Linked DNA regions of Homo sapiens: all the other regions are linked to region 3. Evidence: chromatin contacts called from ENCODE Hi-C or POLR2A ChIA-PET data. All regions are on one chromosome and are shown on one strand. The core of a region is the stretch at or near the end of the contact, and the rest is flanking DNA. Distances in the headings are between cores, read along the strand shown.

What was found. A loop is a pair of places that touch in the nucleus more often than their neighbours do. ChIA-PET counts read pairs that join two places held with the same protein, here RNA polymerase II (POLR2A). Pooled maps may share reads with other maps.
Region 1: a loop to region 3 is called in a map of CD4-positive, alpha-beta T cell, with 9 times the contacts of the local background. The contact joins the promoter of PPP1CC here to the promoter of UBE3B in region 3. A Hi-C loop is called at or near these places in 2 of 168 maps with a recorded cell type or tissue (CD4-positive, alpha-beta T cell and CD8-positive, alpha-beta T cell) and 3 of 50 pooled maps.
Region 2: a pooled map shows a loop between it and region 3 (8-fold over the local background). The contact joins the enhancer-like site here to the promoter of UBE3B in region 3. A Hi-C loop is called at or near these places in 2 of 50 pooled maps. POLR2A ChIA-PET finds 5 or more read pairs at or near these places in 2 of 52 experiments (CD4-positive, alpha-beta memory T cell and activated CD4-positive, alpha-beta T cell).

Annotation. Positions count from the first base shown.
Region 1 is chr12:110,739,465-110,744,236 of GRCh38, reverse strand. PPP1CC (protein phosphatase 1 catalytic subunit gamma) reads left to right here and starts at 1,346. Exons shown (of 7, transcript NM_002710.4): 1 at 1,346-1,584. The coding sequence starts at 1,530. RefSeq lists enhancers at 1-351, 1,113-1,621 and silencers at 1,116-1,255, 1,416-1,475.
Region 2 is chr12:110,774,726-110,779,535 of GRCh38, reverse strand. No RefSeq gene overlaps it. Among named protein-coding and RNA genes, the nearest start is that of PPP1CC, 34 kb to the right of the region's middle. RefSeq lists an enhancer at 2,739-3,078. Within about 2 kb of position 2,920, at least 2 of the 41 ENCODE cell types and tissues checked have a DNase peak (open chromatin) inside an H3K27ac peak, as active enhancers do.
Region 3 is chr12:109,476,025-109,480,637 of GRCh38, reverse strand. It overlaps UBE3B (ubiquitin protein ligase E3B), which reads right to left and starts at 3,004. Exons shown (of 28, transcript NM_130466.4): 1 at 2,529-3,004. It overlaps KCTD10 (potassium channel tetramerization domain containing 10), which reads left to right and starts at 3,338. Exons shown (of 7, transcript NM_031954.5): 1 at 3,338-3,378. The coding sequence starts at 3,376. RefSeq lists enhancers at 3,092-3,181, 3,690-4,425.

The sequences.
Region 1 (4,772 bases), core at 97-2,596, 1.3 Mb before region 3:
ACTTCTGGTGGACAGAGCTGTAGCAGGGGAAAGTGAGTTAGTGCCTGAGGAAAGTGGATCGATAGGCTGAGTTCTGAAACTCAAGGGCCCTGCACCAGTAGCGAGGGGGCCCAAGTAAGGGGACATGGAGCCCGCACCCTGAGGACATTGCTTTGGAAGAGGATGCCTGGGTGGTGCAATTACCTCGTGGCATACTGAGATGGGGATTCGTGCATCCTGCACGCCTTGGGAAACAAAATGAATTTCTCGGAGAGAGGGGGCTTTGCAAAATGTAAAGCGCTGCAGGAAGCAACGTACATGGAAAGGTCAGGAAAGAGAGCCGATCTGTTTGCTGAGTGTGGGCTGTACTTCCAAACCCAGCCAAAGTCGACGCGCAGCCCCTGGAGGTGGCACAGTTTGGGGGCCCCTTGGATAGGAGTGCCCTCGGGGAGGCTGGGAAGCCAGAGAGGAATGGGCCAAAGTTTCTTCGGGTGTCTGCAGAACCCAGGACCGCCCGCGCAGCTTGCATCTTCTCTTCCCGCCCCCGGCCTGCACGCGTGAAATCTGCAAATTCCCCTTTTAACTGCTGCACGCGCTCGTTCAACTTTGCCCTGGCTAGAATCGGGATAACCGTCCCGATGATTACATAACTTTCCGAGTTCAGGGAAGATAAATCCAAGGGACAGAAATGATAAAATTTTCTTTGAGTATGGATTTTTTACCCCTAAAGTTACAGAAGTGCACAAAAAATATATATACAAATACCCATATACCCACCACTCACAATGAGTTAACTGTTACATTTTGACTTATCTGAAAGAGGGTTTTTTCTTTTTAGTTACCAAATAAACCTTTCTCTTGTCCCAAGTTCCAGTATATCTGAATCCAAAATAAGTCAACCTTCTTTTCTTTATTATTCTTTTCCATCCTCACCCCAGATTTATCTTAAAGGGTAAGTTCCAGGACCCCCGAAATCCCTCGGTGAGCTCCCACCTGTCCAGGTCTGCAAACATCTAGACTCAATGCACAAGATCCGGCGATGGCCGCAACCGGCGGTGTGCACAGCTGCATTTCCTCCCCCAGCCCCAACTCCCGCGTGCAACTTTGCAACTCTCGCTCGGGCCCGGCATTGGGGGCGGGCCTATTTACTCGGCCCGTTTGGCGGAAGGATCCCATGCGGGGACGCGGTTGCGCTCAGCCATCTGCGCCCCGCCCAGCGCCCGGGCCCCGCCCCCTCCAGCGCCCGGGCCCCGCCCCCTCCCGCGCCCCCTATGGCCCATAAAGAAGTCCCGGCCGGGCCGCTGCACTCCCCGCGCGCATCCGTGCGCCGCCCGAGGCTGTCTAAGGAGTCGGCGGCCATTTTGTTCTTCTCGTGGTTCCAGTGGGGAGAGAAGGAGGAAGTAGGGAGCGGGGTGGCAGGGGGGGGACCCGCCGCGGCTGCTGCCACCGCCGCCACCACCGCCTCTGCTCGTGGCGTGGGAAAGGAGGTGTGAGTCCCGGGCGCGAGCCGGCGGCGGCGCCGCTGCGGGAGGGTCGGCGGTGGGAAGGCGATGGCGGATTTAGATAAACTCAACATCGACAGCATTATCCAACGGCTGCTGGAAGGTAAGGGGGGCGGCGGGCGGCTGAAGGGGGAGGCGGGCCTGAGGGCGGCAGGCGGCCCCGGGGGCTCGAGGGAGGGGAGTTGGGAGGCCGGTTGGGCTTGCAGCACCGTGGGGAGTGAGCTCCTCGAGTTGGCCCACGGGCCGGGGACTGCAGCCGGAGGGAGGCCAGCCCGGGATTCCCAACTTGTCGCCAGCTGCGGACCCTCCAGGCTCCGCTCATTCATTGCACGAGGATGCAGGCTTCCTCCCGGCCGTGGAATTTGAAAACTCCGCTCCCCACCCCCACGTTTCCCGCCCCTACCCGTTTGCCCCCGCGCACTGGACGGGTCTTTGGAGCGATGGTTGGGGATCCCAGTCCAGCCTCCTGGACGACGTGTGCCGTGCTGTGCGAGATGGACTTTTCGGTGCTCGTCCTCTCGGAAGGCAGTTTGATGAGGGCATGAGTTCCGCCGGGTTTGGGGGCTCTTTTCCTGCTTGCTTTTATTTTTATTTTTCGTGGTTCTGGGGTCTTGGGGGGCCCATTTCTTGTTACTTGGTAACAAGCGTTCATGTCTCAAGAGGTGTGAGAACCTGTCTTCGCCTGCCCTCCAAATCCTTTTAAGTTGTTCTAATCTTGGAGAGGTCTCCGCGCTCTTTTCCTGAGCGTGCATCTGAAGAGGAAGCCAACGAGGCTGACGCTATCATTATCTTTCCAATGTGCCAGGCTCTGTCTTAAGCACTTTGCGTCCATGAATTATTACTGTAATCATAACTGACGCTTCTAAAGCGCTTACTGTGTGTCAGGCATTCTTTGAGCACTTAAGACAGATTTCATTTAATTCTCCCACCCATTGCAAGATATTTGCAATTTTTTTTGTTTTTGTTATTTTACAGAAGAAACTGAGATGAAGTCACTTAACCAAGGTCACACAGTTAGTGACAGTTGGATTTCAAATCCACATAGCCGGGAGCTAGAACCCTCTACAGACAACACTGTCACCTTATGTAGGAAGGAAGGTGGCCAGTGGTTAAGTAAAGGTTAATAGAAAGCTTTAAATTTCGGCTCATCTAAGACTTGTGAGGTGCCTGGCAATTGATTCATGTTGATGTGGGAGAGGGGCGAGGTTCAGCTTTTAAAGACGGAAGCTGAAATGAGCTGCTTTCAGATTCAAGGGCATGTCAACGGATGCTAACATCTTATCCAAGACTTTGTAAGAATTCAGTCATATCCCCTAACTTGGACACTTCATAATGGGAACTTGGCAGTTTCAACTGCTTTTTGCCTTTATACAGTCCTAAAATATTGTTGGACTATAAATGCTGTGAGTGGTGGAGTCGAGGGCATGAACAGTTGGACAGCTCTGGTGTTAGAATTTACAGATCTTTTAAAGTAAGTTATTAAAATGAAGCTCCTGAAAATATCTCGTCCTTTTCTTAATCTGTGCATTCTTTCCTTTTATGCTGTCTTTAAAAAAAAAACAACAAAAAAAACACTAAATGTCATTAAGGACCCCTGAAATGCTCTTGAAATGTTATTGCAGGTGAAAACCTTGTATTGTAGGTGAAAACCTTGTCATTCTTTTAATGCCAGGTATTTATATAAGAACCATACTTTTTCATACTAGTTAATATAGTTCTTTAATTTATTCGAGGCAGCAGTTGGTCAGAAACTGATTAAAATAGTTTGCTGTAAGAAAGGAACTTTTTGTTAAATATTTTCTTTCTAAATTTTAAAATTCTGCTTATCTCTGCAGGGATATGTGTGGCTTTATTTCTCTGAGGAAACAGGAAAAGTTGGAATTTGCATGGATTAGAAACATTAGAATTTTAAGATCATCTAAGGCTTGCTAATTTAAGTTCTGGTTTGCCCATAACTGCCTCTATTCATAAACAGCTTTTGTTAATTTTGATCTTTAAAATTGTAATAAGTACTTTGCCTGGTAAGTAATGATACATCTAAAATGAGATCATTGTTTCTTAATAGTTCCTCTTGTTATGTGGCACTTGAAAACCAGGTTTTCTTATATTTCATTTTTTGCTGAAATTAATAAAGCAGTGCATTTTAATGCCTTGGGAATAGGCTAACTGCAAAGTATACTTAAATTTCTTTTTTTCTCGTGGGTGTTAAATTGGCAGAGAAACAGTTGAAGATGATCCATTGAGGATATGTAGATATCTAAGTTAAATGATGTTGGTAATAAATTCTGTTTTACAATTTTTTATTTAAAAAAATTAAATTTAATAATTTAAAATAGAAATGAGAGTCTCACTGTGTTGCCCAGGCTGTTCTCAAACTCCTGGTTTCAAGCAGTCCTCGCACCTCGTCCTCCCCAGGTGCTGGGGTTATAGTCATGAGCCACCGTGCCCGGCCTAAATTTTATTCTTTTCATAATGCCCCCAAAACCTTTTTTTTCCCTAAATAAGATGTAAGTATATCTGAAAGTAGAGGGAATATGACTTGTGACTTTGGCCAGATTTTTTTACGTGTTTAGAATTGATCTTTTAAGCTTGCGAGCAGTATAACCTAGTTGAGAAGTAGCTGAGTAATAGTACTAAAAAGCTAACTGAAAAGTGAAGTCTTAAGAAAAACAGCATGTTGGTTTAGATCTTAGTCACTAACCTTTGCAGTTCTTTTCTTCTCTGAACTCTGAGTATTTCTGTAAGCGAGGCATCACCTCTGCAACCCACCATGGATGCTTTTATCCAAGCTCTGCCTTGCTGATGATAAAACTTAAGGTTGTTAACTCCTTAGTATAACTGATGTTAGTTATTTAAATAACTACACAGTAAAACGGCATTTTGAGAGAAAATAAGCCAGCTGTTGATTTGGTCTGATGTATTGAAGACAAGTGAGATTTGGGGCAGTTTTACTTTGTAAATGACCTCCTTCAAGGAGCCATGGTGGCTAGCATTTTTTTTGCATAGCAGGTGGTTGTAACTTACTTCACATCTTGGTTTGCAAGAAGCATCTTTGCTTTGAAGAAGGCCATTGTCAAAGTGCAAGACCATGTCAGGCTCTGCAGAATTGCCTGACTTGTTTTAGTGATTTAAATATGATCTCTGCCCTGGCTCACAGAAAGTGCTTACAGATTTAATCCTCTGATACATAAGGGTTGTTCTGAAGGTAGGGAGTGTTCAGATATTCTGAAACTCTAAGATTGTTTAAATAACCCATATGTTCATCTTTTTGATGCAGTATAAAACGTTCAT
Region 2 (4,810 bases), core at 1,671-4,170, 1.3 Mb before region 3:
TGTATGTTGTATATGACCGACTTTCTCTATGTGACTCTATATCATCTAGCTTTCTTTTTCTGTCTGTCTCTCTCTCTGTGAAGTTTATCTTTCTGTCTCTGTGTTTCCCTATCCCTCCATGTCAGTTTCTCTTGATTTTCCTCTCCCTTTCTCCATTTCTCTCTGTCTCTCTCTCTCTCTGCTCTTTTCCCTCCCCTGACCCCTTGCCTCCAATCCACCCCCATTTCTCTTTTTTCCCTCCCTTTTCCCCTCCTCTAGAGTCTCAAGATTGGGGCCAGGCAGCAAGACAGTGAATATAAAGTGAAAAGTCACCTGGAGATTTCCAGGCCACCAGATGTGCAACGTATTCAGACAGAACAGCTGGATCATTTAACAGCTTCCTTGTTTTCCCCCAGAACATCCGCTGCGGGGGTGTCTCACACAGCATATCTACATGAAGACACGCAGGTGTGTGCCCCCGTGTGTTGCCTCATGAGACCCTGTGCAAAAGTCACCATTGTCTGAAAGCCCCACTTGTATCCTTTAATGTAATCTGATTCAAATTTCTTCCCCTGCAACTTCCCTCTTTTCCTCTTCTTACATAACATAGCTAAAAAACCTGGTGCTGTTTAATCATCTCAGATACCTTCCACTGGCTTCCTGTGATCTTCAAGTGATCTTGTGAGTGAGGTGTTTGGAAAGATGAGACAAAATGAGGAAGAAAGTCTAAAGAAAGCCCTGGAGAGAGCTGGAAAGAAAACCCTCAAATTCAGCGCCAATCATGGTGGCTCACACCTGTAATCCCAGCACTTTGGGAGGCCAAGGTGGGTGGATTGCTTGAGACCAGGAGTTCGAGACCAGCCTGACCAACATGATGAAATCCCTTCTCTACTAAAAATACAAAAATTATCCTGGCATGGTGGTGGGCACCTGTAATCCCAACTACTCAGGAGGCTGAGGTGGGAGAATTGCTTGAACCCAGGAGGTGGAGGTTACAGTAAGCCGAGATCACACCACTACACTCAAGCCTGGGCGATGCAGCAAGACCCTGTCTCAAAAAAACAAAAACAAAAGCAAATACAAAACTCAAATTCAGGGCACTGCATTGTTCTTGGCCCCATTATACAGATGAAAGAACTCTAGGGTCCAAAAGCTCAAAAGAACCTGTACTCCAACCCCAAACTCCTAGCTCTTATCATGCAACTCAACTGCCAGCATCACAGACAAAGCAAAGCTGGAAAAGACCTCACACATGGGGCTGCATGGTGCAGAGAGCATTGCCTCAGCCTCTCATGTCGGCTAGACAACACTGAGTTCAAATCCCTTTCCTGGGACTTAGAAGCTGCCGACTTGGGCAAGCCGTGTCAGCTCTCTGAGCCTCGGTTTCCTTATCTATAGAATGGTAATAATAACAGTATCTCGACCAGGCGTGGTGGCTCACACCTGTAATCCTAGCACTTTGGGAGGCTGAAGCAGGGGATCACCTGAGGTCAGGAGTTCGAGACCAGCATGACCAACATGGTGAAACCCCGTCTCTACTAAAAATACAAAAATTAGCTGGGTGTGGTGGCGGGCACCTGTAATCCCAGCTACTCGGCAGTCTGAGGCAGGAGAATCACTTGAAGCCGGGAGGCAGAGGTTGTAGTGAGCCGAGATCGTGCCATTGCACTCCAGCCTGGGCGACAGAACGAGACTCCGTCTCAAGATAGTAATAATAACAACAACAACAACAGTATCTCTCTCTCAGAGGGGTGTTGTGAAGATCTGATGAAACGAGACATGTAGAGTTCCGAAATGATAGTAAGGACTAGAAAATGTATGTTGTTGTTAGAATTAGTACAAAACTGAGGCCCAAGTTTACACAAATTAGGTAATGGCAGATCCAGGCTTAGCAGCTGGTCTTGCAGCTCTCACTCCAGCATATTATTTCCTTTTTTTTTCTTCTTGAGATGGAGTCTCGCTCTGTCGCCCAGGCTAGAATGCAGTGGCGTGATCTCAGCTCACTGCAACCTCCGCCTCCCAGGTTCAAGCGATTCTCCTGCCTCAGCCTCCTGAGTAGCTACGACTAGAGGGGTGCGCCACCGCGCCTGGCAAATTTTTTCTATATTTAGTAGAGATAGGGTTTCATCATGTTGGCCAGGCTGGTCTCAAACTCTTGACCTCAAGTGATCTGCCCGCCTCGACCTCCCAAAGTGCTGGGATTACAGACGTGAGCCACCGCAGCTCTTGTATTTTCACCAAGAGAGTTTCTTGCTACTTACTCTTCCACCAAAAACAGTGATAATACTAATTATTTTAGTTATTACAGCTGAGACTCTGTGTTCCAGATCCCATCTTAACACCTTACACCTGCTCATCAAATCATTGTGACAACCTTGTAACATAGGTCCCATCATTATCCTTAGTTTATAGATGAGGAAACTGAGGCCCAGAAAGCAAGAGAACCTTGCCCAAGGTCACACAGCTAGTAGACAGCAGGGCTAGGATGCAAAGGCAGGCAGCCGGCCCCAGAGTCCACCTTGTAATCTCTGCACTCACTGCTTTCCATTAAACTTCTTGGGGATTTACCGCAAATCATGGTTACTTTTCTTTACTATTATCTCTATATATATATCAATTGACTTTCACTTACACAAGTAATATGTGAATGAATACATTCTAAAAAACAAAAACAAAATTAGGGCATGACTGACAAAACTAAACTCTGCTTGGACATTACTCTTATTTTCCACTGTGAGTAGTTTGGTAAGAATCCTCTCAGCCTTTTGCCTACACGTTTACATATGTACTTTACTGCCACTTTGCATACTCTTCCCACTGGGCCTCTAGAAAACAGTAGCTGAGACGGCAAACTTGAGACTGAAGAAAGGTTGTGGGGGCTGGAGATGGTATCACTTTCTGTTTTCTGTAGATCAGTTACCTATAAATATTCTGAAAGCTTCCCGGCAGGTGACTCAGCCAATGGGCCAGAGAGTTGGATGCATAATTAGGTTTCCTTGGCTATCTGCAGAGACAAAACCAGAGAAGGTGGGCTGTCTCTATCCAATATGGCTGCCACTCACCAAATGGGGTTTTGGGCCCTTGAAATGTGGCTTGTCCGAACTGAGATGGGATATAAGTGCAAAATACCAGATTTTGTAGCCTTATACAAAAAAAAAAAAAGAGGATAACATAGCTCATGCTTTTTTAAAAAAAACCTTTCCTATGGTGCTAAATTAATTTCTTTTCTTTCTTTCTTTCTTTCATTCATTTTCTTTCCTTCCTTCTTTCTTTTTTTTCTTATTTCTATGAGTCAGGGTTTCACTCTGTCACCCAAGCTGTAATGGCCTCACAAGTAGCTGGGACTTGTGTATGTGTAATCACTTCTAGCTAATTTTCTTTACTTCCTTCCTTCCTTTCTTTCTTTCTTTCTTTCTTTTCTTTCTTTCGAAACAGGGTTTCACTATGTTGCCCAGACTGGTCTCAAATTCCTGGCTTCAAGCAATCCTCTCACTTTGGCCTCCCAAAGTGCTAGGATTACAGGCATGAGCCACTGCACCTAGCCTTGAAATACTTTCTTTTTTTTCTCTCTCTCTTTTTTTTTTTGAGATGGACTGTCTTGTCACCCAGGCTGGAGTACAATGGCATGATCTTGGCTCACTATAACCTCCACCTCCCAGATTCAAGCTATTCTACTGCCTCAGCCTCTCAAGTAGTTGGGATTACAGGTGCCTACCACCGTGCCCGGCTAATTTTTGTATTTTTAGTAGAGACGGGGTTTCACCATGTTGGCCAGGCTGGTCTTGAACTCCTGACCTCAGGTGATCCACCCGACTCGGCCTCCCAAAGTGCCAGGATTACAGGCATGAGCCACTGTGCCCGACCAGAATGCTTTCTTTATATTGATTACGTGTTAAAATGGTCATTTTTAAAATATATCAGGTTAAATTAAATATATCATTTAAATTAACTTCAGCTTTTTTAATGAGGCTACTGGAAAAATTAAAAGTCCATATGTGGTTTGAATTCTTTTTTTTTTTTTTTAAACACACTCTGTTGCCCAGGCTGGAGTGCAGTGGCGAGATCTTGGCTCCCTGCAACCTCTGCCTCCCAGATTCAAGCGATTCTCCCGCCTCAACCTCCCAAGTAGCTGGGACTACAGGCGCCCACCATCACACCTGGCTAATTTTTGTATTTTTAGTTGAGAGGGGGTTTCACCATGTTAGCCAGGCTGGTCTCGAACTCCCGGCCTCAAGGGATCCATCCGCCTTGGCCTCCCACAGTGCTGGGATTACAGGCGTGAGCCACCGTGCCCGGCCTTGAATTCTATTTCTAATGGATAGCGCTGTTCTAAACAGTTGCTTGAGGAGACACTATTTTAAAAAATTATCTGAGAATGGTAATGATAGTTCGATTGTATCAGGTGCTCTAAGATGAGGTTGCAGGCTAAACACTTCCCATTGCTTATCTCTTCCATTCCTTCACAACAGTTGCATGAGCTAAGCACTATTCTTACCTCCATTTTGCAGAGGAGGAAACTGAAGCTCAGAGAAGTGAAGTCATTTGCCCAAGGTCACACAGCCAGGAAGCAGCCAAGCAGCAATCTGAACACATCCCTCAAGGGATTAACCCTGTGGATGACAGGACAAGAAAACCATTCACAGGGACCCGCCTCAGAGATGAGTATAGTCAGAAGAAAGTCCTGGAAAAGCCAGGTTCCAATGGGATAATACAAGCCCATCTCATTCACAGCCCTTTTTTTTTTTTTTTTTTTCTTTTTGAGACGGAGTTTTGGGTCTTGGTCTGTCACCCAGGCTGGAGTGCAGTCGCATGATCTCGGCTCACCGCAACC
Region 3 (4,613 bases), core at 1,755-4,254:
GCTCTGTCATCCAAGCTGGAGTGCAGTGGTGCAATCATGGTTCATTGCAGCTTCTACCTCCCAGGCTCAAGCGATTCTCCCACCTCAGCTTCTCAAGTAGCTGGGACCACAGGTACATACCACCACATCTGGCTAGTTTTTAAATTTTTTGTAGAGGTGGGGTCTCGCTATATTGCCCAGGTTGGTGGTCTCAAACTCCTGGGCTCAAGAGATCCTCCTGCCTTGGCCTCCCAAAATGTTAGGATTACAGGTATGAGCCACCACACTGGGCCCTGAGTCTTTCCATCTTCATCTATTAATTGGCTTAGAGGTTGATAATGAGGACTAAATGTGATGATGCTTATCAGGTACCTATGGAGGTACTTGAGTGCACATTGTAGAGTGTATAGTCAGGAAGTCTAACTGGTGTATTATTTTTATAGACACAAGGATTAAAAAAAAAAAAAAACTCTTCAGCAGAGGCTCCCACCTGGACAGTTACTAAGGTTCTCTGGGTAGGAAATAATGCTGGCAGTCTGACATTTCTCACCCATTAACTTTTTTCCTATCTTAAATGCACTAAGATTCACCAGTCCTGTCCCTTGGGCTATGAACTCCTGGCCCTGTTGTTTAGAGTGAGTAACAGATTCAAGCTCCTCAGGACTGCAAAAGAGCAGGGCCCAAGCCACAAGCACAATGATATGCTCCCTCCATGACATGCAGACAGTGCCTCAATGGCAGAGGGTCCATGGAATTAGAAGGGGAAGAGGGAGCCTCTTCCCAAAAGAAAAACAAAGTTGCATGCAAACTGTACCTAAGCACTGTAAGACGATCTTAAAACTTTCACTTCTCCCAGGGGCCCTCCCAGAATAAGAAATTACTCTTATCCCCTTCCTTGAGATTATTATCCCTTCAGCAATGTTATTGGTTGATTTCTGTTCATATCATATAATAGCCTACACTTTACAGTTTTTCTCATCCTTTCCTATATACCTTCTCCACCTGCACAGTGTATACTATAGTTCGTCAATTAATAAAACACACAATCAAGTGTTTATTAAGTACTTATTTTGCTAAATGCCATGGAGAACCAAAGAAAAGGCTGTGCGCAGCAGAAAAAGTCTTGCATCAGAGAAAGCGGGCCTTGGTTCTTTTTAGTACTCCTTCTATCCGACATTTGGCCAAGTTACTTATCCTCTCTAGGCCTCAGTTTCCTTATGTGTAAATCGAGGGTAATAATAGTGTCTATGTCCTAGGGTTGCTGAAAGGATTAAATGCAACATTTATCCTTCTTGTACCTCAATTTAGTCATCACAACATTGTGATTAGGATTAAATGGGAAAATATTAATATAGGATATCTAAAAGCATGTAGCATGTAAGTGAGCTTTATTGTATTGTCCTTAAGAAGCTTGCAATCTAGTTAGGGAAACAAGAATCATATAGGTAGAAAGATTAGAAAATAAGAGGTTGGTGATAACCAAGATCATTTAAAAAAGTAAATGAGTGCCCATTATGTGTCAAGTCCTTTATAAGTGATCTCATCTAATAAGGAGAGGAGTCCTATGAGAAGATCATTCATGATCTCATCTACTCCAGTCTAGACCATTAGTATGTGGCAGAGTCAAGGCTGTAATAACTAAGAGGCAGGATTCAGACTCTTGTCTTACCTCTATATTTCCAAAGCTGAAGCATCATAAATACCAACTGCTGACTAAGCCAAGAGGATTGTCCCTGTGCAGTAGGAAAAGCTGGGCCACCAGGTTTAATGACCACCACCACTTGTTCTGGGCAGACGGTGTATCAGACACTGCACAGATTATTTAACCAACTTGTCTTTTCAACAGCTCTATCAGTTCTCGATAATCTTTGTTTTTTTGAGACGGAGTCTCACTTTGTTGCCCAGGCTGGAGTGCAGCGGCGCGAACTCTGCTCACTGCAACCTCCGCCTCCCAGGTTCAAGTGATTCTCCTGCTTCAGCCTCCCAAGTCGCTGGGATTAAAGGCGCCCGCCACCACGCCCGGCTAATTTTTGTATTTTTAGTAGAGATGCGGTTTCACCATGTTGGCCACGCTGGTCTTGAACTTCTGACCTCAGGTGATCCGCCCGCCTCGGCCTCCCAAAGTGCTAGGATTACAGGCGTGAGCCACCGTGGCCAGCCTCAATAATCTAATTTTTATTTAAAGAATAGGAAACACGACTTAAAGAGACTATTCATATTAACAGCTACTATTTATTGAAAGCTACAGCCTATCTAAGGTGGATGCTTTTGAATCTGAATCCATGTATATCCAAAACAGTTATTTATCACTAAGTAAAACAAACAAGATCCAGGGCTCCCCCGTTCACAGAATGGCCAAGCAAAGAGAAGTTGAGAGTGCAAGATTGCCTGTGGGGGCTAAGCTGGAGTTAAATTACGATCAAGTTTTTCTTTATTCAGAACTAGGTGTCAGGCACGGTACTAAAACGTATTCACACCCTCTGTGAAACCTGCTAATTACTCCATTTACACAGAAGGAAACTGAGGCTCAGAGAGGTGAGGGAACTCACCCAAGGTCACACAGCGAGCGAACAGTATTCGAACTCCAGTTTAGGTGAGTCCTGGGGCCCAGAGTCTTTCCTCGGCATCAACAACCACAGGAACAAATCACCCAGCATTAGTCCGTTTATAAAGGCCTACCGTCCCCAAAGTGAAAAGAGGTGGAAAGGGCCGCGGAAAGAGCCCCTGGAGCACACACGCCAGATCCCAGCACTTGTTCCTCCGACCTGGCCAGGCAGGGACTGTGCCCTAGAGCCAACTCCCTCAAAGTCCCCAGCCCCACCACTCGGAGGACTGACGACCCAGTTCTCCCGCAGGCCGGACCGCAGGCCCTACCGGCCTACCCGCAGGCCGACCTTTATTCGCCGGAGGTCCCCGCACTTGGGGTCGGGGCCGCAGCTGCCACTGTCTCAGCCCAAAACACCCGAGTTCTGCCAGACCCGGGGCAGCAGCCGACGCACTACCGCCATCTTGCCCCGCGGTGTTCGCTTTCAGAACCCCGCCAGGAAGCAAGCATCCAGTTCCGGAAAATGACAGTTCCGCAGAGCTTCTTCGCCCGGGAAGGAAAACTTCCCCACACCTTGCCTCCCCTCTGGCAGCTGAAATAGCGGAGGTGGGATAAATGCCCTCCCCAGCCGAGAAAAGCTGGAACCCACTCCGGCCGGGGAGGCTGGAAAGAAAACTGGCCCCTAGGCGCACAACGGACGGCTTAAGACGTTGCCCTCTGCGGGGCGGAAGTGGGGTGCGGACAGCGGAAGTTATCGCTCCGGCCCCGCCTCCGCCCCCGGCTGGCGTGAGCTGGGTGTTTCCTGCCTCTCTCAGTCCGGGTTTGGAGACTCCTGCGTCCTCCGACTTTTCATGGTAGGGAGGGCGGTGCCCATGGACTAGGGGTTGAGGGCGGCCGAGGGAGCTGGGCAGCAGCAGAGTATAAGAAGGGACCGAGAGGAGGGGGTGTGATGAGGGGCAGTCACGATAGTGGAGAGGCATTTGGGGGATTGGTTAGGGGAAAGGCCCGGGGTGGGGGAAGGGCTTTGGGTGGAGAATTAGGGGCGGGGGTGGTGGTAGGGAGGCTCCCTGGCGGTTAGGAATCCGGGAAGCACATTTGGGCTTGCGGAGTAGATACGTGTGTGCGTGAGGAAGGGGTGTCTCCAAGTGAGTCCTGAGTGCTGGTTGGAGATGGGAGTTGGTGATTGCGAGGAGAACAAAGAGATATCAATTGAAAACGGACATTTGGGGGTGGAAAATGAGGATTTGGAGGATTATGAAGGAGAATGAATGGGCAGGTTATGAGAAGGTGAGGTAGGATTCCTTGGGGCGGAGCGTTTGGCGTTTTGGAGGTTGTGGCTGGAGTCGCTGAGTTTCCAGGAAGTGGGGAAGGGGCTCCCAGGTGCGTCTGAACACACGGCCCAGTGAGGGAAAGAAATCGAGAGAGCCCAGCAGGCTGATGTGCGTTCAGTGCTTGGAATCCTGGGGAGAGATGCCAGGGGCCTGAGGTTAGGATACCTGCGCCACGGAGTTCAGTGCCTCAGCTGGCGCCTGGGTACCTATCTGTAACTTCCATTGAGGCCAGAGGTGACCACGCCTAAGGAGCGGAGGATGTTTCAAGATCTGTCTCTCAGCTGTGGGGTTTGTCTGCTTGGGATCCTCAAGGGTCTGTTCCCTGAGTAGCTCATTGTCCCTGGGTAGAGATGACCAAAGATTGGCCCAGATCTTCTTTCTACTTGCTTGCTTGTTTGTCACGTCCCTGGAAAGTGCAGTCTTAAGGGAAAATCAGTCCCAGTGACGCTGCTGAAGAAAAGTCAGTTATCCTGTAGCTGACGTTGACTAGTCCGCTCCATTTTGTGCAAAATAAGGACCAGCGGATGGGAAGAAGGCAGCATAAACCAGTGGTTCTCAAACTCTGGTCCCACCAGCAGCAACACCTGGTAACTTATTCAAAATGGCTGAAATTTCAAGCCCTGTCAGAGACTACTGAATCAGACATTCTTGGGGTGGAGCCCATCTATCGGTTTTAACAAGCCCTGCAAGGGATTAGACTAATGATTTCTTGATTTGGACTGTGTAATGAAAGGGGCAAAGGAGTTGGGAGTCAGAGG